Linked DNA regions of Homo sapiens: region 2 is linked to region 1. The links are chromatin loops, found by intact Hi-C in ENCODE. Cell type or tissue: heart right ventricle. All regions are shown on one strand. Each heading gives the region's core, and the rest is flanking DNA. Links, peaks and the distances in the headings are about the cores only.

Region 1 (11,910 bases), core at 3,621-11,620:
TAGCCGGGTGTGGTGGTGCACATGGGTAGTCCCAGCTACTCAGGAGGCTGAGGCAGGAGAATCGCTTGAACCTGGGAGGCAAAGGTTACAGTGAGACGAGATTGCACCACTGTACTCCAGCCTGGGTGAGAGTGAGACTCCATCTCAAAAAAAAACAAAAAAACAAAAAAACAAAAGAACAAAAAAAACCCAGAAAACAAACAAACAAAACTCAACATGAAAGTTAGGTATTATTTACAGTAGTGATAATGAGCACTTGGGTAATTACGTTACTCTTATGAAGTATTAAATTTAAACATTTTACAATGTTAGTTGGTAATAAATAACAGAGAGAATGAACTCTTTTCATATGTATTTTATGTTATATTCTGCAACTTCACTAGCATTTTTGCCTTTATCTTGTCTTGGTTCATTTTGATGAGAATGCTTTTTTCTTTCTCTCTTTCCCTTTTCTCTGTTTCATAGAACTTTTCCTGGTTATTACTTCAATTAATTATGAGCCAGTAAGAATAAACTCTTATTTGTTAATGTAAAAATTTCATTTTTTGGAAATACGTTTTAAATTTTGGAAAAAGAACTCCAGCTCTAAGCTGTGTTATCACCATGGCCAGACTCGTTGTTTAGATGAGCCCAATGTTGATGAAAACTTCAAAAACATGAGTTATTTAAAATCAGAGAAAACCCAGTTCACAAATAAATGTAGCAAAACATATCTGCCACTGTTCACGTGCCAAGAAAAATGAAAGTAGAAAAGATATTTTATACATAAGCGCTCTGACTTCACATTTTGTGTGAGCGTTTGATTTAAATATCTGAGGTACCTTCTGACATTAAGATTTTATGATTCCACATTTGAAAATGACAATGTTTGCATTAATTTAATTGTAATGTGCAGACTGCAACCTACTTACTTTAGAGCTCCTGTTCTCATTTCCCGAAGACTGTGCCATGTGGTTTATCTTGCTCTAATTTCTATCATCATTCGAGGTAATGTTAACAGCCACCTGGAGAGTCCACTGGATTCTACCTTTATAGCTAGACCCTTGACTAGTGCTACCCTAGTGGCCATAGAACATGCTAAATGCTTCATGTGTGGTACTTCTTTTTCATCATCAAAGCACTGTTTTAAGGTAAGTATTATTTCATACATGGCAAAAGCAAGGCTCAGAAAGGTTAGGTGACCTTCGGAAGACTCAGACGATTAGGCTTAGAAACCAGAGTTTAACCCTCGGTCTATTTGACTATCCTTTTATTAATACTATGCAGTGTTAGTATAAATAAAATCTCTTTGAGACCTGGCCCCTGCCTATCTTTTAGTCTAAACTTTCACCATGCTGTCATGCGCATCTTTTATTTCTTGCACACTGGAGTTCTTCATCGCAGTACTTTGCACTCTCATTCTTTTAGGTTTTTGCACATAGATTTTTTTCCCCTTGTATTGTGTTCCCTTTCTCTTGTCCATCAGGCTAATTCTTATTCATCTTTTAAAATGCAACTCAGAGTTTACTCTTTCTCTGTAGCCTTTTCTTTTCTTTTTTTTTTTTTTGAGACTGAACCCCCGCCTCCTGGGTTCAAGCACTTCTCCTGCCTCGGCCTCTTTAGTAGCTGGGATTAGAGGCACCTACCACCATGCCCGGATCATTTTTGTATTTTTAGTAGAGACGTGGGCTTCACCATATTGGCCAGGCTGGTCTTGAACTTCTGACCTCAAGTGATCTGCCAGCCTTGGCCTCTCAAAGTTCTGGGATTACAGGCATGAGCCACCACACCCCGCCCTCTGTAGCCTCTTCTGATTGTCTTCTTCACTGAAATAGCAATTTGAGCCTGCTTGTTATGGCACTTTCCCATTACATTGAGACTTACTGCAAATAAATTTTTATCCTCCACAGTCTTAGAAGGGGTCAAAAAGTTTAATTTTTTCATCTTATAAACCCAGTGCCAAACACAGAAGTTTCTTTATAATTGCACAAAATGAGAATTTGTAAAATACGTTTTATCAAAGAATCAGAAAACTTAACTCCTCCCCCAGCATTTTTTGGGGGACACATATACATAGGATTGCTAAAGTACTTACATCCTAAGACCAAGAATCCCATGATGAGGAGTCCAATGCCAGCAGGACCAAAATGTACATTGTCTGATAACAAATCTTTGGCTCCGTTTCCGGGTTCAGAAGAATATACTTGGCTAGAGTCAGTAGAAGTTGTGCTGGTATCATAGTTAGTGGAAGAAGTACTTTCTTGTCTGCCAGTATTGGTAGTAATTTTAGTGTTCGGCTCTGTATTAGTCCTGTCGTCATTACCAAAACTTTGAATGTTAATATTAATTGTACCAGTGCAAGTTCTTTGAAGATTATCTGTAATAACGTTCAAAATGGAAGAAATATTTTAGACATTTAGTGTAGGAATGGTTGGACAACACAGAATTATTTTTTACATTAACATTTATTTCAGTGTCTTTATTCCCATAATTTCTCCTAACTTGAAAATCATCCCTTGTTTTTGACTCGGTTTTAAAAATCAGTTAAATTATTATATTATTATTTATAACTAACATTATTAGTCATAGTAATACTATTTATTGGATTATTTCTTTACATTACCAATAGTTGGATATTATATATAATTTGAAAAGTATAGAATTACAGAAAGAAGCAAAACAAAACCAGAAACCAAATTCATGGTAGCAGCACCCAAGGACGACACCTGCTGATATTTTTAAAAATGATCTTTTGTCCTTAATTATAATGCCGAATGGTTGCTTATTATTTATGTTACATTGATGTGATCATATGGTTCATTCCATTTTTTTTACTTTAAACTATAAGTATTCTTTTGTATTTTAATAAACTTTGTATTAACATAGTTCCTGATGGTTATATAATTTTATATCAAATGGACCATGGTTTACTTACCCTGTTGCCTATTATTGATGTGGTTTTCAATATTTAATTATTAGTGCTGTAATTAACATCTTGTGCATTCATCTTGTTATATTTAAACTTTTCCTAATATTATTGAAAGTGGAATTATTCAGCAAAAATATGGGAATAATTTGTTTGAGGTTATTTTTGTAATCTTTATTACATAGATGTGAGCTCAGTTGTCTGACTTTATTAATCGATGTAACCCTAGAATCTGGCACAATGGCTGACATTTAGTTAGGACTCAATTATACACTTTCTAAATAAATGAATAAAAACATTCTGGAAGTATATAACAGAAATATGTTTAAATCTAGTCTATATGATATCAAAGCCCATGTCCTTTCAGCTCAACTATGCTAATCCTGTTGTTTTGTTTTTGTTGCTATTTTTATCATTATCATCACATCCTTCTAAACATATATTGTTATTGTTCCATTTTAAAAAAGAGACAACAGCTATAGATGGATTAAATAACTTCTCTAAGATTCTATAGCTAGTAAGTGATGGTGGAAGACACAAATCTAGTCTCATTTCAGGACTCATGGTCTTAGCTACTAAATTATACTGCCTCAAGTTGTTAAAGATATGAGTCTATAATGCCCAGTGTGACAACTTTTGTTGGAAAGGGGTTACTTCAAAATGTGATAGTTAAAATGTTAATATCTTAAGGTATATACAGCTTTCTCTAGAAAAGATAAAAATGTAAATTAATTTCTTACCATCTATAGAGAGAATCGTTCCTTGGTATTTTCCTCCGAGCATATTGTACTGTTCCTTGGTAACTTTATTTTTCAAAGTGAGTTTGCCTGTTCTTGAATCAACAGCTAGCAGGTCAGCTGGATTATTTCCCATTACATACCTGTATTTGAAAGAAAATGATACAAATTAATGTCAGCTATCTAAAAAAAGAAATTTTAATTTAAAATGTATTGTTTTTTTCAGTGAGTAATTATAATCCCTAGATACAGTTTTCAATTACTAGAGACTTTATTTTTTTTCAGGGCAGTCTTAGCAATATGGAGCCACTCAGGGATATATCAAGATTTACATTTAAGAAAAAAAAATTACTGAGCACCCATTTCTGATGGAATGTCTTTTTATGCCCACTTGGATGTCAGAATAATCCTTTGATGCTTGCAGTCTCATTTTCATTTGATTTAAGTAGCAGCAGAACTATTACAGAAGACCCAGATCCTAGGATTTCCCAGGCTGCTCCTAATTCTAAACTATTCTTTTACAAAGAAGTTACTTCATCAGCTTGGCCTGAACTTCCCCCCTGTTTCTGCTCCTCCTTCTCACATGCACTGGAACTTGACAAGACCTCTTTTGAATTCCAAACTAAGGCCTTGCCTTGAGCCTCTATTCTATTCTTTTCTCATCTTTGACTTCGGTGTTTTTCTTCTCATCTATTATTTGTGAAACAAACACTGGTTAGGTAATTCTCTCTCTCTCTCTCTGGCATTCTGCTAAGCTCTGGGTTGCGTCTACCTTCAGTGAACTCACTCCTGTGGGGTACAAGAGCGCTCATCAGCAACATGGTACAGTGTGACAGGACTTCTAACAGAACTACTCACACTATGTGAGGAGAACACCAAGAAAGAACTTATAAAACACATGGGTGGGCTGAGTGCGGTGGCTTAAGCCTGTAATCCCAGCACTTTGGGAGGCTGAGGAGGGTGGATCACCTGAGCTCTGGAGTTCGAGACTGACCTGGCCAACATGGTGAAACCCCTTCTCTACTAAAACAAAAATAGCTGGGCGTGGTAGCAGGTGCCTGTAATCCCAGCTACTTGGGAGGCTGAGGGAGGAGAATCGCGTGAACCCGGGAGGCAGAGGTGGCAGTGAACCGGGATCGTGCCACTGCACTCCAGCCTGGGTGACAGAGTGAAACTCTGTCTCAAAAAACAAACAAACAACAAACAAACAAACAAAAAACCCCCAAACAACAAAAAATGCATGGGTAAAGTGCTTCTCCCATTCTTCTTGTCACAGTCACATGTGCAAATACAGGTACATGTGCACGCACAGATTTTTTTGTGACTTGGTAGAAATATCTGCATATATAGAGTTTTAAAAAATTACATGGTGTAGTTTTCCTTAATATAACCGAATTTTCACACCAGCGTTATTGACCAATATTAAATGCTGAATAAAGTGAAGAATATAATTGAAATGAGCTAATAAAATCTAATTGATTTCAAGCTGAGCAGATTTGCCATCGGAAAATCATTCCTTAAACTCTTCTGAGAGACGAATCACGGCCTGTGGTAATCAGCTAATTGATCAATAAGACATAGAAATACAGGAGTGTCGATACTTTTGAGACATATTATTTTCACATATCACATCTTTACAGTTTAACATCTTACATCTTGCATGAATTTTTATGTTTTCTTAAGTTAAACATTTTAAATGCACAGTTTATAGTACTTTTTACAATTAAATGATAGTTTCAAAAATAATGAAAAGTATTTTAACTCAGATACTTATAATCTATAAAAAGAACATATGTACTTAAGTTCAATATGTAAGGAAAATTAGTTGAAAATCTCATTCTTACCTAACAGTCGTTGAAGGTCTACCTGTGTCCAGGTCAGTAGCTACAAAGTCTCCCACTTTATCATTTGATCCCATATTACCAGTTACAACATATGTCTTTGAACCTGGACGAAACACTGGGCCTTCAATTACATTTAACACAGTCACAGAAATTGCAGATGCTTTCAGTTTATATTGAGACATAATTGAATGATGAAATTCAGCTTTATTTCTGACACCAATACTGAGTTGCAGACTCTGCATAGCTTCATAATCTAAGGGCTAGAAAATACAGAGTAAAATAGTTTCATTATAAGAAAATAAAACGTTCCAGGTGAAAGAAAATCCTTTGATAATAGCAAAAAAAACTTATTATCTTTCTTTTATGAAACACAAATGCACACAAATACACAATCCATTCTTAAATTTTTAATCTTTAATTGATGTAAATTTGTGCAAATAAAGTAAGAAACAATTCAATTCCCCTAGATTCATTGTTAAAAAGTTGAAAACATATGACGTGAGCTCTGATTGTTCACCAAACAAATTAAAAACTTAGAATAATACAGATAGTCAAATGTATGTATTTTTTAGTGCAAAGACAATTTATCCTACCTTCAATCATTTTATGTTTTTCAGAAAGTAGCTATTTATTACACAGTATGGGTCAAATATACTAGAGTTTCAATCATTTGAGTGGTTTTATCCATAAGAACTATTTACAAGAAATTTCACATCTGTAAGTGTGACTCTTTGAATAAATCAGATAATATAATGTAATATATATATAATATAAATAAATCTATTTTCTTCAACATGTTCTAGGAAATATTTATTTCATAAAATAATAAAGTAGTGATTTTCTTTATGAAAAATGATATTAATATCCACAACACATAAAATCCACAAACAATTATGCCATTAGGCCCATACACACCAAATATATTTTTCTAAAATTTCACAAGAGTAATTTAGATAAAAATAGAATTTCACGCATTGAACTCCCCTATTTAGCTAAAATTTTGAATCTTTGTTCTAATATTGGTTTTATTTGCAATTCAAAGAATGGATGTAAAATCAAAAGTATATATACATTACACACACATAATATATATATATGTATATAGCTATAACAAAGGATTTAATATATGATATGTCTGGGCAAACAATTATCATTCCCATTTTACAGATAGAGATATTGAGGACAGATAGGTTGAATAATTTTCTAAAGTAATATAATAGTTTGGGGCAAAATAGATTAGACTCCAATTTCCCCAGTATTGAATCCTAAATAGTATCATGGAAAGAATGTGAACTTCATATCTAGAGAAAACTAGGTTTAAATGTTGGCTGCACTACTTACTAGCTATGAGAACTTATGCAGGTTCTGTGCTCTCTTGGAGCCTCAATGTCTTTATCTGCAATATGGAAATAATATAACCTAATTTGCAGGGATGCTGTGAGGGATAAACTAAAGCACCTGCGTACTGTCTCAAATTAAATACAAGCTGTAGGCATGGTGACACTTTAAGAAGACACAGGAGGCAAAAAGCCACACATTCGTATGGGGACAGAGTCGTTTGAGAGTCTGTTTTCCAGACCTAGTCTGAAAAAAGAAATAGTTAAATAGGGATTATATTTTACCATGAAACTATATATTGCATGCAACATATACAATCCATAAACAGCTGTTGTAGATTTTAAAAATCGACTGTGTAAGTTGTGTAGCACAGGGCGAAACTTTGACTATCAGCTCCCTAGGAGGCAAATTTTTTTTCTCACATCTCAGATGAAATTTTACTGCAGGTAAATGTGGACCATTAATATGGGGAGGACATAAGAGAACGGCATCCAGTTGTTCTGGACCGGTTGACTTGGACCAAATTTCCAGTATATCTGTGTTCCTAATAAGCCTTGATCAGCAGCCACAGTGAGATGGGAGTGTGATAATTCTACATTTATAGTAATTTAACTTAAATTTTATGAAAACACGCGGGAGGAATAAATACATTTTTATTTACATGATGAATATTCTACATGTGTAATAATTGACTTACAATGTTGACATGGACACAGTTTTAAAGCCTCTATTAAATATGCTTTAAAAAGTTCTTAAGACATTAACCTTAAGGATTAATTATACTTTGTTGTAAGCATAAAATATATTTTTAAGTGTTTTCAATTTATATGATCTATTTGGGAGTACTGTATTGACAAACTGTCTCCAGTTAAAATTCAATACCTGTTTTTCTAAAATGATTATAAGCAGAAAGACTATATTAAAAAGCTCTATGTTATATATATATTTAAAACACAGTAATTTTTATTCTTTCACTAAGCCAAGTTTGTGAAATGTTAGCATCATTTTATTTTAAGTTTAACATTTTGAAAAAAGATTAAGAAAACAAAATATTTAGGATAATTATACCATACCTTAACAACCTTTAAAATTCCCACATTTGTTCTTTCATTCATTTCTATCTCAAACCAATTTCCTTCATTTCCAGAGATAAAGAAAATTACTGCCATCCAGTTAGCTGAGAACTCTTCATCCAAATCAATTACTCTAATCTCGAGCAAATTTGAATTTAGAGTATTTTCTTGAATTTCTATGGTATACTGAAACAAGAAGTGAAAACTCTTAGCACAAACTGTGTGAAAGAGAGAGAACTACAGTAGGCTTATACTGGAATGTTGATAACTTCATTATTTAGAAAAGATATCTGTGGTTTTCATCTCATTTTTCATTGCTTAACTCCATTTATTCTTGCATAAACACAAGAAAAAAGTATGTGTCTACATTTGGGTTGTATGTCAATAAACATAACATGTGCCTCTGTAAGCAGAATTGTTCGTATATGTTTTAGAATATAGCGAATTTAGATTTATTAATTCCAAGAACAAATACTTACTGAAGACTGTTCCATGTAAGGGATATTATCATTGACATCGAGGATTTTAATGTTGCACTCACATTCCGCTGACATGCCATCTGCCCCGCCATCTCGGTCAGAGCCTCTTACAGCAAGAGCATACTGGCCGTATTGCTAAAAATACATATTACAGGCAATATCACACTTGACGTAGACAGCCTTTACTTTGTCTTATGTAAAGTTCTTTGAAAAGTTGGCTCAACGTTTACATAAATCTATGATAGAGGTAGGGTTAACACAGAATATGGGAAATCCACAAGTTTCACATGATTATTCCCAATAATACTTATCACGCATTATTTAAAAGATGCAACACGTTTTAAAAGGCTTCATTTCTTATTAATAATAATATGTCCAGAGGTTGAAAAAGTTTATAAAGGGTAAAACAAACCAGAATGATCTCAAGGAGAGAGATTAAGTTTACCAAAAATTTATGGCATGAATATTCCATAACCTAAATAATCAGCCCCCGAGTGTGCAAGAAGCATATAAACAGATAACAAAGCTTTGTGTTTTGAGAGGTAGTGGGTTATGGCAGTGGAATTATTGGTGATGTATCTATTCTTGACTCTATTCAATGGTGCTTATATTTCTAGAAGCTGGTAAAATCTATGGAGGCTTTCCTTGACTCATGCAAAAATGCACACTCATTCAAAATGGTGGATATAATTTAGGGGGTTTTATAGAGACATCTTGAGGTCTCTCCATTGACCCCAGGTTGAGAATATCTGCCCTGGTGGCTTCCCAATGGCTGCAGAGTCCCTTTCCTTCTGACAGCCCTTTCTTACAGTGCTTTACCACGAAAGCTCTTTTGACATGAAAGAAACCTCATTGGGCTGTTTAAGACAGTTTGAGAGAGAAAAGTGTAAACATTCAATTTCTTCTAATGTTGATTTTCAAACATGTATAAAAGGAGACTTAGGTAACATAGAAACTTGTAACATTTAGATAATTAAAGAGTATTAAAATAATATGAATTATCCTAAACCTAAAAGTCATCAGCAAGAAGATTGTCATTTTTAATAATTAAAACAAAATTAATTGAATACCATCAGAAAATAAAGCTTCCTCACTTATGCTCCTAATGTACATTTAGGTTGCAACATTCTATTAAAAGACAATTTTTTTTAAATAATGAAAAAGCACTTATTTTAAAACTAAATCATAAAATCACAAGGCATGCTAGAAACCTCATAATGCTGATTTTACTCTGTTAACATCACTAGTTATTTTCTTATTTGTAAATAAAAAGATTGGTCAGTCTGTCATTTAATTCCTATCCATCATTCTTATCCTGTGGTTCATTTCCCAAAGTAAATGAATGGGTGAGCTATCAATAGATGTTACATAGGAAAAACAAGAATTCTGTTGTCAATGGAGCTTAGATATGCTAGGTTAAAGAAAGAGAACTTAGTGTATCAATATTCCTGGAGCCTCCAGCATACTCGCATGCACTGTAACTCACCAAAACGTGGACATATAGCAAGTCATTCCTAAATTCATTTTATTATAGAACACACTTTTTAGAGAAATGGAGCTTTTGATTCTACCTTAGATTCTACCTTAGGCATATTTTCATGTACTTTCACAATATAGTTTTCTTAAATTGAAGTAAATTTTAATCAATTAATTATATGAAAAATAGTACAAAACGTAATTGAAAAATCCTCCCTTTTTCATTTAAAAAATATTTCTTACATGAAAGAATTATGTGAAAAAGTTATACAAGTAAAAATTTAAACCATCATTTTCTTCATCTCTTTGTCTCTTCAGTATCCTTGCTTTTAGAATCAGTTCCTTTGAGACCAAAAACCCACTTAAAGAAAAAGAATTACCTCTCTGTCTAGAAAATTATTCATCGTTCGAATTTCTCCAGTATTTCTGTTGATAATAAACATTGGTGAATCTGAAGGTTCTTGTCTTATAATCTTGAAGGCTATTTTTGAGTTCAAATTGTTCGGTTCATCTGCGTCAGTAGCATTGAGTATCATCACCAGTGTATCTAGAAATTAAGGAAAATTGATTGCAAATGGGTGATTTACATTTTTGTTACAGTAGAGTATATCACCTTTCCAAAAAAGTGTTAGAGTTAGTTGATCCTTATGATGTGGACTTCACTGTCTTCCCTTTCTACTCCTTCAACATATGGATATCTTAGCTCTTTTCTATATCTTTGCCTAACAAGAAGATCACATTTTACTAGGAATCTAGACATTGTTGATAACTGGGAAACAAAGGAAATGTGTTATTCTGGCTTTCTATTTCTTCTTCTAGCATATTTTCTTCTTTTTTAAAGGATGCTGTGGCGAAACAAAATGATAATAAGGCCAGACCAACATTTTCCCAACTTTCTCAACACTTTCTAGCTATATGATCTTGGCCTCAATTTTTATATCTATAAATGGGGATGATATTACTGCCATCCTTACTGAATTCATGTGAGAATTAAATCATTAATAAGAGAAAACTATATAAAGTTCCTAATGAATAATGCACGTTTGATAAATATACATTACTACTGTTTTGTTTTGGGTGATCCTTCGTCAAGTGCAAGGTAATTAGTAGATCTAAAGAAATGCTTGCTTAACTACACATATTGTCCTGTCTCTTATCTTTTCATTAATTTTATAAGTAGTTTTGATGAAGATTATTAGATTATTGGAGAATGTGGAAAACTGCCAGTGCTCATTCATAACTTTGGAATTGTTCTCTACTCTCCAACTCCATTTTAAATACAATTTTCCTACAAATGCTTCATGGCATCTGTCATCCCCCACCTGTATTTATTGTAGCATAACCTTTAAAATGTTTTCACTAGATAATTAACATTTATATACACTTATGTAATTTATATAATTAAATTCCATGCAACTATTGAAAGCAGTGAAACAATTATGTGTCCTGATATGGAAATATGTTCAAAATATATTTATATAAAAATTCATGTTGTGGATTAGCATGTAACAGATGATACCATTTATGTTAAAAAACATGTGATTTATGTTTACATAATTATGGAGCGCATGTACACAGTGCATACCTCTGAAGAATGGTACTAGGAAATGCAGACAGCAGATTTTTGTTCCCTTTTACTTTCCATATTACATAAATTTAATGAGCATTTTATAATAACACTTTTAAAAGTTGAAAGTATAGGTACAGTATTTTAATGAATAAAAGTAAAGTGTAGGGATTTTTGGAATTCACAAGAAATTTTATCACTTAAAGGTTAAATCACAAAAAGAAGTTTTGTGTGGAAGTGATTTCTATAAGTGATTTTAAAGTAGCTAACTTTAAAAAAGGGGAAAAAACGCAGTAAGAGCAGAAAAGGGTGGGATTGTCCTTCTACACAGTTAGACTGGGAGGCTAAATTCACATCCCGATGCCTCTGCCACCATTGTGCAAAATGCCTTTAAAATTTCTTGTTAGGACTCTTCTACAGGGCTGGCCTGCGAGTTATGTGAGAAAAATCCTCCTCATTGCTTTGGAATCACGCCTTGTGTCCCTCAGTTT
Region 2 (12,838 bases), core at 2,035-10,034, 59 kb after region 1:
TAGCAAACATTTATTAGTTCTCACCATGTGCTAGTAAGTATTCTAAGTATTTAGGATACAGAAGTAAATAAAATAGTTAAAATCCCTGAGTTATTGAGGCTTTCAGTCTGGTGGAAGGAGACAGACAAGAACAATAAAATAATAAGTAAATTACATAGCATGTAGGAAAGTATTGAGTGTCATGGGAAGGTTAGAGCAGAGGAAGGGGAATTTAAAAGAGCGGGGACCAGCCACTGTTAAACAGGATGATCAGGATGAGCTGTACTGAACACATGATTTTTGAGCACATAACTTCGAACAGTCAAGGGAATTTTCCATGCAGATATCTGAAGGATGAACCTCTCAGGTAGAGGAAACATCCAAAGCAAATATCTTAAAGCAGAAATACCTAAAACAAAATAGAGGAGAAGGAGAGTAGGTCAGAAAACTGAAGGGAAGAGCGGAACAGATGATATGGGGCCTTTGTAAAGACATCATTAGGAATTTGACTTTTGCTCTGGATATGGTAAAGTGTTGCTGGATTTTGAACAGAGACATGATGTGATTTGACTTCTATTTTCAGAGGATGCCTCTCACTGCAATGTGGAAAACAGAAAAGAGATGTGGAAGAGTGGCAGTCATGTAGCTAAGAGGTTTTCACGGTAATCCAGGTGAGTAATCTTGGTTGCTAACATTAACATTGTAGTAATGGAGGTGGGAGGAAGTGGTCCTGAATAAAGTTTGGAAGTTGGCTTCACAGACAGGTTGGATATGGGGTATGAAAGAAAGAGGGGAGGCAAAGATGTTACTAAGATTTTTGGTCTGAATGATGGAAAGGATAGAGTTACAATTTATTGTGATGGGGAAAACAATGAAGGTCATGATTTGGGGACAGAATGAGGGTGCTGAAGATGAATTCAGTTGGGACATGTTAAGTTTGAGATGTCTGTCAGACATCTAAGAGCAGATATTGAATAAGCTGTTGGATAAATACAGACGGAGTTCAGGAAAGAGGTCTGGGCTGGAGATGTAAGTTTGATAGTCATTGGTGTCCACATGTTTTTTCAGGCCTTGAGACCAGAGGATACAATCAATGGAGTGTGGCAAGAAAGGAGAACCAAGGGCTAAATCTTGTGGAATTTTAAATGTGAGTACTCAGGAAAAAGAAGCAGACACAGGAAATGAATCGACAAAGTGGTGAAGAGTAAGAAGAGAGAAACCTGTGGAACACTGTGGCTTAAATGAAGAAACAATTTTAAAGAAAGATGATCAATTCGACTGAATAATGCAGATAGGTCACACCATAGGACTGATAGGAAAATGACCATTAGTTGCGTCCAGTTTCTGAGAAATAGTGGGGATGAAAGCCTGATTGGAATGGGTTTAAGGGAGAATGAGAGGAGAGGAAATGTGAAAGTGGGTATGTGCAAATCTTGCTGAGAGTTTTGCTCTAAAGGGTAAGAAAAATGGAGATGTAGCAGGGAAGAAAAGTGGGAGTAACAGATTTTGGTATTTTTTAACAAAATTTTTAAGATGAGAAAAAACAGAAGTACATTTGTACATTGATGGGGAGGATCCAGTAGAGACAGAAGGCTTTTTCTAAAATTGAAGACAGAATTGAATTTTGAATTGAAGACAAGAGTTTTTTGGTGGTCCAGTGATTATTGAACCAGAGAGGATGTATTTTGACAATAGTAAGGAAGATTAAAGATAAATATTATAAACAGCTTCCTGATCATACAGCAGTGAGACCAGAAGATATTATCACAGGAAGTTATTAAAAGTTATCATCCGAGTTTTAAAAGTCTTAACATAAATAATAATGTAACAGATGGTCATGGAGTGTTTCCAGCCCTAGAGCTAGTGGGCATACAAGGGTGAGTGAAACCCAGTCTTAGTTTTCCGGAGTTCATTATAGGAGAGTTCACCATAGGAGTATGGACCCTAAAGGCAGGCTGGCTGGGTTGAATCCTGGCTTTCTTATTTGTTAGCTGTGTGGTCTTGGGTAGGTTACTTCAATTTTCTCTGCCCCAGTTTGCATATTTGTAAAATAAGGTAATAGTATGATCCTCATAGATCAGTTATGAATATTAAATGAGCTAGCATAGTTAAAGAAATAACTTATACATAGCACATAGTATCTACAGCTACTTACTAGCTATTCTGAGTCCAATGTTATAAGTGCTCATTTAATGGAAGAAGATTAAAGTACAGTATCATGGCAGCATACAGGAGACAGTTATTCATTTTGATTTAGGGCTTATAAGGAGTCCCAGAGTGCTTTACACAGAAGGTACATTTAAATGGACCCTGCAGAATGAGTCAGACTTCACCAAGTAGCATAAAGCTCAGCCGAGCCTAGATAAGCAAAGGCTCAGAGTTTGAGCTTGCAGGGTGTGCTTGAGAGCAGGGAGATCAGTAGTGTGAAGGTCAGGCTGGAAAGTTGTCACTGGAGATAGGATAGCAGGGCCTTGAATGCCTTCTGTGGAATTGCAGTCATCTCTGACAGTATTCAAATAGGGAGTCCAGGGAGTAAAACAAGAGTAAACAGGGGTGGCCCCAGGCAGCACAAACTCAGCCTGCTTTCCTCTAACTTGCCATCTTTCCCCCAGTTGAGTGGCATCAGCAGCCACTCCCACTGCATTTTTTTGCTGTTTTTTGGTTGGCCCTTTCTATCCTCCTCAGTTTCCCACCACTTTTCATATTCCCTCTTGCCTTTATATACTTTCACATTCTGTGCCCTGTGCTTGGCCACTTCTTAATCTTCAAAGGCTCAGCTTGGACTAAGCTCTGGAGTTCTTCCTGACTTCTCTGGATAGGAAGAAAAGATTCTTCCTCCAGGCTCCCTGGGTGCTCTGGGCTTCTCCTGGCAGAGCATTTATCTCATTTTATTTTTTTAGTTTCAGCCTAAAAACCAAAATAAAAGGAAAAAATGACAAACCAAAAATACTCTTTGAGCTCCTTGAGTTCTCACAATGCTTGGACTGCAATATGCTATCATAAATGCTGAGTAAATGAACACATTGGTGAAATAACAAATGACTTTTAATCCTTTAAGAAAAAAAGTGATCAGAGAATCAGGAGAAAGTGATGTTGTAAGTCCACAAAGGAAGTTCAAGGAACTCTCTTTCACGTCCCCCTCAGCCTCCCAAAAAAGAATCCTAGGAAATCATCTTACGTTTTCTGAATTTATTGTTGAGTATTTTTAGCTTTAAGGTTTTTTGTTTAAAAAACTGAAGACCTAAAAGCACATGAAATTTAAGGCTCAAACCAGGTTCAAAACATTATCTCCCTAAGGTCTAAACTCAATGGGACACTTTTGACTACAAAGAAAATAGTGTTTGAATGAGACGCTACATTCTGACAGAGATGAAAGAAAACCCACTCATTCAGGACGATGTGTATATTACAATGTATTAACTTGAGCATCCTGTGTGGTCATCAAGGTTGTATTAGCTCCTTCTTGCATCGCTATAAAGAAATACCTGAGACTGGGTAATTTATATATGAAAATAAAGAGGTTTAATTGGCTCATGGTTCCACAGGCTGTACAGCAAGCATAATGCTGGCATCTGCTCAGCTTCTGGGGAGGCCTCAGGAAACTTACAACCATGACAGAAGGCAAAGGGGGAGCACACCCATCACATGGAAGGAGTACAAGCAAGAGAGAGAGGGAGGAGGTGCCACACGCTTTTAAACAATTAGATCTCATGAGAACTCACTATCTCGATGGCAGCACCAAAAGGGGATGGTGTTAAACCATGAGAAACCAGCCCCGTGATCCAGTTACCTCCCACCAGGCCCCACCTTCAACATTGAGGATTACAACTGAACATGAGATTCGGCAAGGGCAAACATCCAAGCCATATCAGAGGCCATCTCATGGACACATTCGATGTCCTAGAGATTAAGGCAAATAGGCATGCACTAAATCACCTACGCAGGCAGCTCAGCTCCCTCACGCAGGGCACTTGCCCATCACTCCCCTGCCTCAGGAGAGAATGCCTCCTCCTCCTCATTCTCTGCCCATCTTCTTCCTCTCAAGCTGCCTGCTTCACAGACCTTGTGGGTATGTGTCTTACAATCAGAAGAGACACATCTAAAATACTGTGATCACTTTCCTCATTCTGACTTGAAGTGCAGTTGATTGTTTATACATATATCCCTCATGTACTCACCCTGCTCTTTTATACACACGTGCACGCATGCACACGTTAGCTTCCAGGAGAAAGGGGTTAGAACCTTCTCATCTTTCACAGAGCCCTTCACAGTGTAACTTAAGTTTTCCAAGAAGGAGGAAATTAATACTAGAGACTAAATAGGTGGAATGTGCTTAGTAAATGCTTGTGGATTGTTTCCCGAATAGTGAAAAGCAATATAAAAAATAAATACAGCAATATAAAAAATAAATATAAAAACATAAAAAACAAATACAGAGCAACGTGGGAGCACAGTTTACTAAGTATTGCGAAGTGCAGTCAGGTAGCATCATTTATATAGATTGGATTGGAGGTGTTAGAACAGAATGTTTATGTTTCTCTTTTTAATCAAGAAAGTACAAAAAAGGGATATGAAATAAGAGAAGAATAAAGAATGTGGATAAGGAAAATCAAAAGGTCTGCTCTGTTGTTTTTGAAATGTTCCCTGAGATTCATTCACAAACAGGGCGTGGTTTATGAGACTTGGCAATATTTAAATTTGTGCTGTGAAAAATAAAGCAGAAACTTACCTAGTTTGATTTGGCTTTTGGTGTCCCCTAAAGGAGTTAAAGAGACCTAGTTTTCTTAACTGGAGAACATTATAAAATGGGGAGAATTTTTAGAAAATAAGAGACAGATAAGTTTTTATTTTTCCAAATGAGAGGTTACTTGGTAAATACCACCAGAACATTTATGTTGCAGGATCAGACACCTCCTCCACACTCTGAAAGCATACACATGACATACTTATTTGATGTTTATATATTTTATCTTAGGTCAGCATTAACATACCATGAAAGGAAGTCAGTCATTCACTTTCTGGGTCAAAAGTAAATTCTTATGATTCTTATGACCTTGTGGAAGACAAAGATGTTTTCAAATTTCTGTTTGTGTTCTTACATCTACACATATTTTTTATCTCATTGAGCTCTTATCAGTGGCATTTATTTAAAACCCTACGACTAAAATCCTTCTCCCATAAGCCTTATGGCAAAAGACCACCGAGCCTGTCATCACTACCATTTTCAAAAAGTGTTTATGAACCCTCAAGCTAAGTGCTTTGCCAGCCACCACTGCAGAAACCGCTCCTGAGAGGAGTGGATTGTCTGATTCATCACCTTGGAAAGTGGTGGTGATACTTCCTGGATGTAGATTTGGAGAGGAACCAGAGGCTCTAAAACCTCACTAGCACTTCCTCATTTCTCTATGAAAGCCTCTCCATTTTTCTCTAGAATATCAATTCAGCTCATGGGCATATTTCTCTTTTTTTTTTTTTTTTTATAAGCACCCAATCTGCATTATTCTTCAAAAATTAAGAGATCCCTGATATGGGAAGCTTGGACCAGGCTTCTCTGGTGGGCTCAGACACAGTCCCCAGATCCAACCATGTAATAACTAATTCTGGACTTTCATATGCAGAAGGGCAAGAAACTATGTAAAAAGTTCTGTGCCATAATAGTGTCAGCACCTTTTAGTTTTTATACTGGAGCACCAATGTTTGCCTTCTGAAAAGAAAGAGCTAACTCAGGAATGCGCTTTTAAAATTTAAAAGATGACACTATCAGAAATTATGTTATTTTGGAAGGGTAGAGGTGAAAAACAAAAAGAAAACGATTGAGAAAATAATTACAATTTGCTTTTTAAGAAAACTTTCATACAGGAAAAAACAACATGTCATTTAGGATTTTAAAAACTTGGTGCTAAAGATTGCAAATTTCAGAATGTTATTGCTAGGAAAAAAAGCAACAATAGGAATTGGTATTCTTCTATGTGGAAACTGCTTTGTTGACAATCTACAAACAGATCTCCTTTTAAAAAACACACACACACGCACCAAGCTAAAACTGCTTATTCAGTGACGCTTTCACCAAAGGAATCATTCCTTGACTCTGTTTTTAGTTGGGTGTGGTGAGACAATGTTCTCCCTTGGCTGGAGGCTTGGAGAGGGGCCAAAGCAAACACCCATGTGAACACAAAACAATTAGGAAAGATTCATTCTGAATTAGTTAATTCCCATGAATAGGCTGGGATTTATTAATCTGTCCTGATTGAAATTGCTTAAAATATGAACTTGGGAGTTTGTAAGCAAGCAGGCAGGAGAGAAGGCTAAATTAGGGACAGCTAAATGTCTGAGAACATAAGGAGAGCAATAAGAAACATAATTGGCTAATATCTTTATTACTTTTCCCATTTTAAAAGAATAAGAGAAATATTAATTAGTGTTGTGTCTATCTCACAAACTTGGCTCTGTGAAAGCACAGATAGATATAGTTCTAAAACATTAGGTCTATTCAGTATTATTAGATCTATTCAAAGAATTGATAATTCTTTTTTTCTAAGTAAAAAGACTTGTTTCAGTTTTCAATTTAGACTGTGCAAAGTCAAATAAATAATCACGAAGCATTTTCTTTGAAAAATTAAAAATAACTTATTTGAAGACATAACTTTTCTTTCCAACTTTTAAAGAGTTAAAGATTTCTGTAGAAACATTATACTACGTAACACCTTTCTTTTATAGAATACTTACGTAAAAGCTGGGACCAACATAAATTGTTCTAAAGAAATAATTGTCTGAAATGTGCACGGGCCATTTGTTTTCAAACTTGTGAGCCAGAGGTCAAATCGTACCTATCAACTTGTTGGTACAACTGCAAACAGCTTTGGAGCAGGAAAGGGCACAATCCAAGCATTGTTATTTACTTCACAAGTGCAATTAGGTACAAGTGTTTGCAGCCATACTTAAAGTAGTATTCCACCTAATAACAGCAGGGGTCAATGCTGAAAAGTCTATGTGATTATAGTATAATCCTGAGAGTTATTTTTCTTGCAATACTATTAACTTGCTTTGATGATGAAAACTGTGTGTATGCAGATATTAAAAACAAAACCTCATGGAATTTTGCCTTCTGGAAGAAATTTTACTGGCTCAAAATTTTTTCAAAATTTTATATCTGTGAACTTTGTACAAAGAAGTGTCATAGTTAGACATCCAGAATGACTTTATAGTGCTATAATATAATACCTGGTGAAAAAAAACACACTGTGTTCCATATTCAAAGTCTGGCAGATAAAGAAAAGGTTGCTTTGAAAGTTTCTGATTAGATGCTGCTGAACCCATTGGAAATCATTGTTAAGTTGAGTTAAAGAGCCTCTCCTGTTGTATCAAACAAGTGACACGTCATTTAAATAATCTCGGCTTCATTTTTCTTGCATGAAAAATATTGAGATAGCCACCAAACAATACCCACTTATTTGAAAGAAATACTGTGTTTATAATTTAGAGCAATTTTGAATTTCTTGGAATATATGGTGCAAATGTAATACTAATTTGCCTTAACATTCCACAACTTAACATAGCAGAGTTTTCAATTTTATTCAGGTATAATCTCTATAATTTTATAATTCAAAGAGATTTTTCTTCAACTTTCCAAGAACCATCAAATAAATAAAGTTTACCATTTACTGGACAAAAAACATAACATTAAATGCCATTTTATTATCTTTTTATTTACTATGGTTCTGCAATTATAAAAGTATTGTCATATTCTACCCTGTCTTATCTGAATGCTTTAAACTATCTTATCAAGTCAATATATTTTAGGTTTGGGGAGTTTTGTATCCCTTTATTATGTTTTGTTATTGCAGACATCTTCATGAATCCGCCTTTTGCTGTTTAAATAAAACGGTTTCCTAAGGATAATTTATTCTTGGTTTTCTTTTTTTCCCATGCATATTATACCTTATTAAAGCTATTACTCAACTAAAAGTATTTTATGATTTGTTTCAAGCCTTCAATTAGTATATTAGCTTTTTGAAGGAAGGTGATACATATCGCCGATATTTATGTTCTAGGCCACCAGCATAGGTGCTCAATAAAAATCTGTTAAGTAAATAAATGAGCAACTTTCCAAAAACGATATAACTATGATATGAATTTTTTCATGATTGTTGAAACATATTGTTTCCAAAAGGATTCTATAATTTATAAAGTTACTAACAATGTTTTGTTTGGCCAATTTGATCACAACATAGCCAGCATTATCATTGAAAATATTTCTGTCACTCTTACAGGTGTAACATATTATCTCAAGGTTGTTATAATCTACATTTTACATTTTAAAAATTATAGGCAAAGATAAATATTTTTCAACTACTATTAGGTTCCTAATTTTAAAATATCTTTACTTGGCCATTGTTGGTTTATTTATTCATCTTATTTATATCTGCTCAATATTTGTTATTTGAAGCATATTTTATATTCATTTTTCCTCTTTAACACTGAAGTAATATTTGGGGTCAATAATTTCTTTAAGGTACTTAAGATATAAAAGCTATTATATGAAAATAACATTATTGAGAACAGTTTAAAATTTGGCCTAGTTTATATGCAAATAAATTTAATGCTTCTTTGGAAAAACCACTCATAGAATTTTGGAAGAAATCATTTCAATCAGGGATTCCAACTTGACAGTATAAAGTAAATTGTACAGAATGAGACATTTTACACCTTATGCTAAGCTCCTATTCTTTGATTATGTTGACCCACAAGTACTGCTTTCCCAAATATGCTCTGAACATCAATCTTCACCCACTCACATGTTCATGCATGTTCTTTCAGTGACATTAAACTGTAGCATATGGCCACAGGATGCCTATGATGCTTGACACGCCCCAAATCTCTATGTTCATTCAACATCAGCTCACTCACAGACCTTTTTCTAGTCGATCAGTTTACAGTAACAAAAAGCACACTTCCTTCCCCCAAGGAGCTTAGAATCTGTGTTATTACCACTATGTGAATTCCATTTCTCTTCATTTTTTCTTTGAAAGTACTACCTAATTTTAAATACCTGGCCATTTCCATAAAGTTCCCAACTCTCACAGTCTGAACTCAGCTCTCCCACTTAATATCTTCTCAATAACTTTGTTTTTAGCCGTATTTTAAAGCACATATTCTAGTGTACCTTTTGTTGTAGTCATAAGGTGGCGTAATGGTTTAAAGTGTACTCTGAAATCAGACTTCCCAGATTTGAATCATATTTCAACATCATTGCTACCTTGGATAAGTTTCTTTACATCTCTGTGCCTCAGTTTCCTCATCTATAATAGGGGACAATAGTAGAACCTACTAGTATATTTGTTGTAAGTATTAAATGAGATAATACATGTAAAATATACATAGTAAACACTTAAAGAATGTTAGCTATTATTATCTACTCCTTAGTTTGTAAATCACTGAAAAATGGACTCTATTTTATTCATCTTTGGATCCCTGATAATTATCATGATTAATAGCATATAGTAATAACTTAATGAACAACATTTTCATGTATAACAAGTTTTCTAAAGATTCCTTTATGGCTTTGAAAAAACTAAAGCATTTTGGATAAACCTATAAAAGAGTAGATAACTAGACTGGTTAAAAGTAAAACTATTCGGAAGAAAAATGAAATTACTAGAAAAAATATAATCCTTGAAACTGGAGGTTTGTTGGATGTAATGAATTGAAGAATTGGCCCCACAACTGCTTTTCACAGTTTTTGTTGATGAGTAAAGTTGTTTGCTAGGTAGGTTTTTTTAGAAATCAATTTATTTTCAATCACCAAAATCACATACCCGAGTAGGATGTGAGACCCAAATATATCATTTACAACTGGAATTTTCAGGATTTGGTCTGAGACTCTTCAACTATTCCTACAGTACAGCTCTAAAGCCATATGGTCACCCATTAGAAAACTAAAATAAAAAGATGGAAAATGTCAAGAGTTATTAAAAATGTAGAGCAGTTGGAGCTCTCGTACATTACAATTAAAATATAAATTGATAGAAATACTTTGGAAAATTATTTGGCACTATCTAGTAAAACACAGGAACATATACATAACCTATGGCTTAGCAATTCCACCTATCCCTTTCAGAAGTGAATAATATACACACTGAAAGACACATATAAGCATATCCATAGCAGGACTATTAATAATGTCCCCAAACTAGAAACTATTCAAACGTCCATCGTTAAAGCAAACTAAATATGTCCTGAGAATGGCTCCATACTTCTATATTTGAGTCATCGTGGATGAACAGTAATCTAACTTAATAGGTAGACAAGATTGAAAACCTAATTTAGGAGTATGGGCCTGTAACAATCGCTGAGTCTTGGCCAATCCCAGCAGCCTTACTTCAACCACTCAAACGCTGCCAAGTGTTCAAACTGTGTTCAAATAAGGCAAAGGCCAACCTGTAACCAATTCAGCTGTTTCTGTACCTCACTTTGGATTTCTGTACATCACTTCCCTTTTTTTTGTCTATGAATTTGTTCTGACCTTGAGGCATCCCTGGAGTCTCCCTGAATTTGCAGTGATTCTGAGGGCTGCTTGACTCACAAATTGTTCATTGTTCAATAAAACTACTTTAAATTTAATTTGGCCGAAGTTTTTCTTTTAACATCATCAATAATAGGTTGAATAATACATTACAGCACATTCATATAATGGAATACTATAGAGCAATGAGAATAACCAACTCAGAACAATCCCAAAATATGTGGATGAATCAGACTAACATACTATTGAGTGGAAGAAGCTATATGTCACAAAGGAGAACATATAGCATTATTTCATTTATTTAATGTAAACAAACAAAAACCAAAAAACAAAAACAGGCAAAACTTTGTTATCAGTATTCATGCCAGTGGTGACATTTGGAGAGTTAGTGATGGCTGGCCTTCTAGTAATGTTCTAGATCATGATTAAGGAGCTGGTTACATGGGTCTAGTTACCTGGTAAAAATTTATTGAGGCATATGCCTATAACAGGTGCACTTTTCCACATTTTATGTTAATTTTAGAAGTAATTAAACTTACTCTATGAGTTTGGACAGAGCTTCTTCTAAATTTGCTTTTATAAAGAGCTTTTTGAATCCCTTTAGAACTGACTAAAAGAAGGCGGCCAGAAAAATACACTGCAATGTCCTTGTCTTAAGTTCAAGACACTGCTGTGTCCAGAGGCATCACATTCTCTCTTCTCTGTCTGGAAGGGCAATTAATTCTAAGCCTGCCTCCCTGAAGTTTGAAGAAAAAAAAATAGTCCTTTCCCTAAGGTTTAGTGTTCTAACAGTATCAGGAGAACCCGGCCATAAACTCCAATGTTTCCCTGGCTTATCTCTTGCTGAGCTGGGGGACCTTTATGTCAACGAATTCCTCCGACACCATAGGTAGATTCAAGGAGGTCAAGCACCCTGGGCTGCTTAAAGAAAAATTAACACCAGCTTTTATCTACCAATTGTAGAAACTAAGAGTTTACTTTGCATCCATGTATTCTTATTTCCTTGTACTGGATGTTTACAGAGGAGAGTCAATATTCTAATGGGGAGTTTTTCACTTTCGGTGTGACAAGCCTGTTCTACCCATGGGCAAAGGAGGTTAGCTTGGGGTAGTTCTGCTTTGCCTCTCCGTTCTCTGTTCGTTTTGGCAAAAAACTGCATATGGACCTTTATTTTGAAGAAGGAATCAGGAAACATGTAAATGCATCTCAATTGCAAAGTATCTAAAATTTTCCAGGAAGATGATACTGAATAATTACACAAATTCTTGACTGCTAATGTTTTTACTGTGTTACTTTAGTGAAGCACCAGAAATGAGCTTGATGCTGTCATGATTCACTTATTATCACATCCCATGAGATGAGGAAGAGTTTAAAACACAGTTGGTGTCATTTTTGCTTTCAATGATAATTAAATTATGTGTTTGTTGCCCTTTCATGTGAAAGTCAGCTTGCTGGCAAGAACTAGTGTTTTCACTTTACTTGGTTTATGGCAAAGCTCCAACTCCTCGCTCAGTAGTCACTGATATTTCCTTTGTCTCAGGTGTCCACATCTCCTCCACTTGGCAGATGATCTCAGACCAGCTCTCCTTTTATTCATGACAACATTTTACTGCTTCTTCCTCCATGTTACTTTCCAAATTTATTTCCACCTTACTACTTCAGTCAACAAGATTTTTTTCCCCAGGTCTCTTGATCATCTCTCTCTCTCTGTCTCTCTTTCCTTTGCTCTCTCTCTCTTATTCCAAACATTATCTTTTATAATCAGATAATCTCCTGATTATCCTTTTTCCCCATTGGCCATATCCCTTAATTTTATTCTGATGCAATTATTGATCACTTATATGAACCCTTCCATTGCTTTTTGCATTTCTACTTTTATTTCTTTCTTATTTCTTTCACATTCCCATACTAGTCAGTCATGCCTGTTTTCTCCTTTTTTTACTTTTCTCTCTTCTATTCTATCACTTATGCTGAAGTTATCCCATATCCAGTTTAAAACAGGTTCCTCATTATTTTTCTTATATCTTCTCTTCCATAAGCTCTATTTGGCAAAATATATAATAAAGCAGACCAGTTCTTCTCTCTCCATACCCGCATCTGAATCTATGATAATGCTTGTGCAGTCGTACTACTTTGTCTATATTAGCTGAGGAATTTAAGACAAATCTTTTATACAATTTTAATTTACTTATCCCAAATATATATAAAAAATTTATTGGATGAACATGTTGAGAATTTTGGGTTTTCAATTTCAGTAAAGTGCATAGAACTTTTCCGGTCTTCACTTTCTATTTTTCCTGTACTCTGTAACATCTGGCTAAATCATGACTTTAGCCA

Evidence for each region. Peaks named below come from ENCODE experiments on the same cell type or tissue, not always from the same donor. Only the 100,000 strongest peaks of a DNase experiment are listed, where the experiment ranks them.
Region 2: it touches region 1 in a loop (2.5-fold over the local background); 3 of 110 quality-filtered maps call a loop at or near these places.

Annotation. Positions count from the first base shown.
Region 1 is chr18:31,330,190-31,342,099 of GRCh38, reverse strand. It overlaps DSG1 (desmoglein 1), which reads right to left. Exons shown (of 15, transcript NM_001942.4): 6 at 10,233-10,399; 7 at 8,377-8,511; 8 at 7,898-8,083; 9 at 5,487-5,746; 10 at 3,646-3,785; 11 at 2,075-2,356. Among named protein-coding and RNA genes, the nearest start is that of DSG1, 18 kb to the right of the region's middle. RefSeq lists an enhancer at 11,835-11,910. In heart right ventricle, for the core only: no CTCF peak of the experiment used is centred there; no DNase peak of the experiment used is centred there.
Region 2 is chr18:31,268,387-31,281,224 of GRCh38, reverse strand. LOC124904346 (a long non-coding RNA gene) reads left to right here and starts at 563. Exons shown (of 2, transcript XR_007066446.1): 1 at 563-650; 2 at 1,048-2,926. In heart right ventricle, for the core only: no CTCF peak of the experiment used is centred there; a DNase peak (open chromatin) is centred at 6,104; H3K27ac peaks cover 1,469 bases.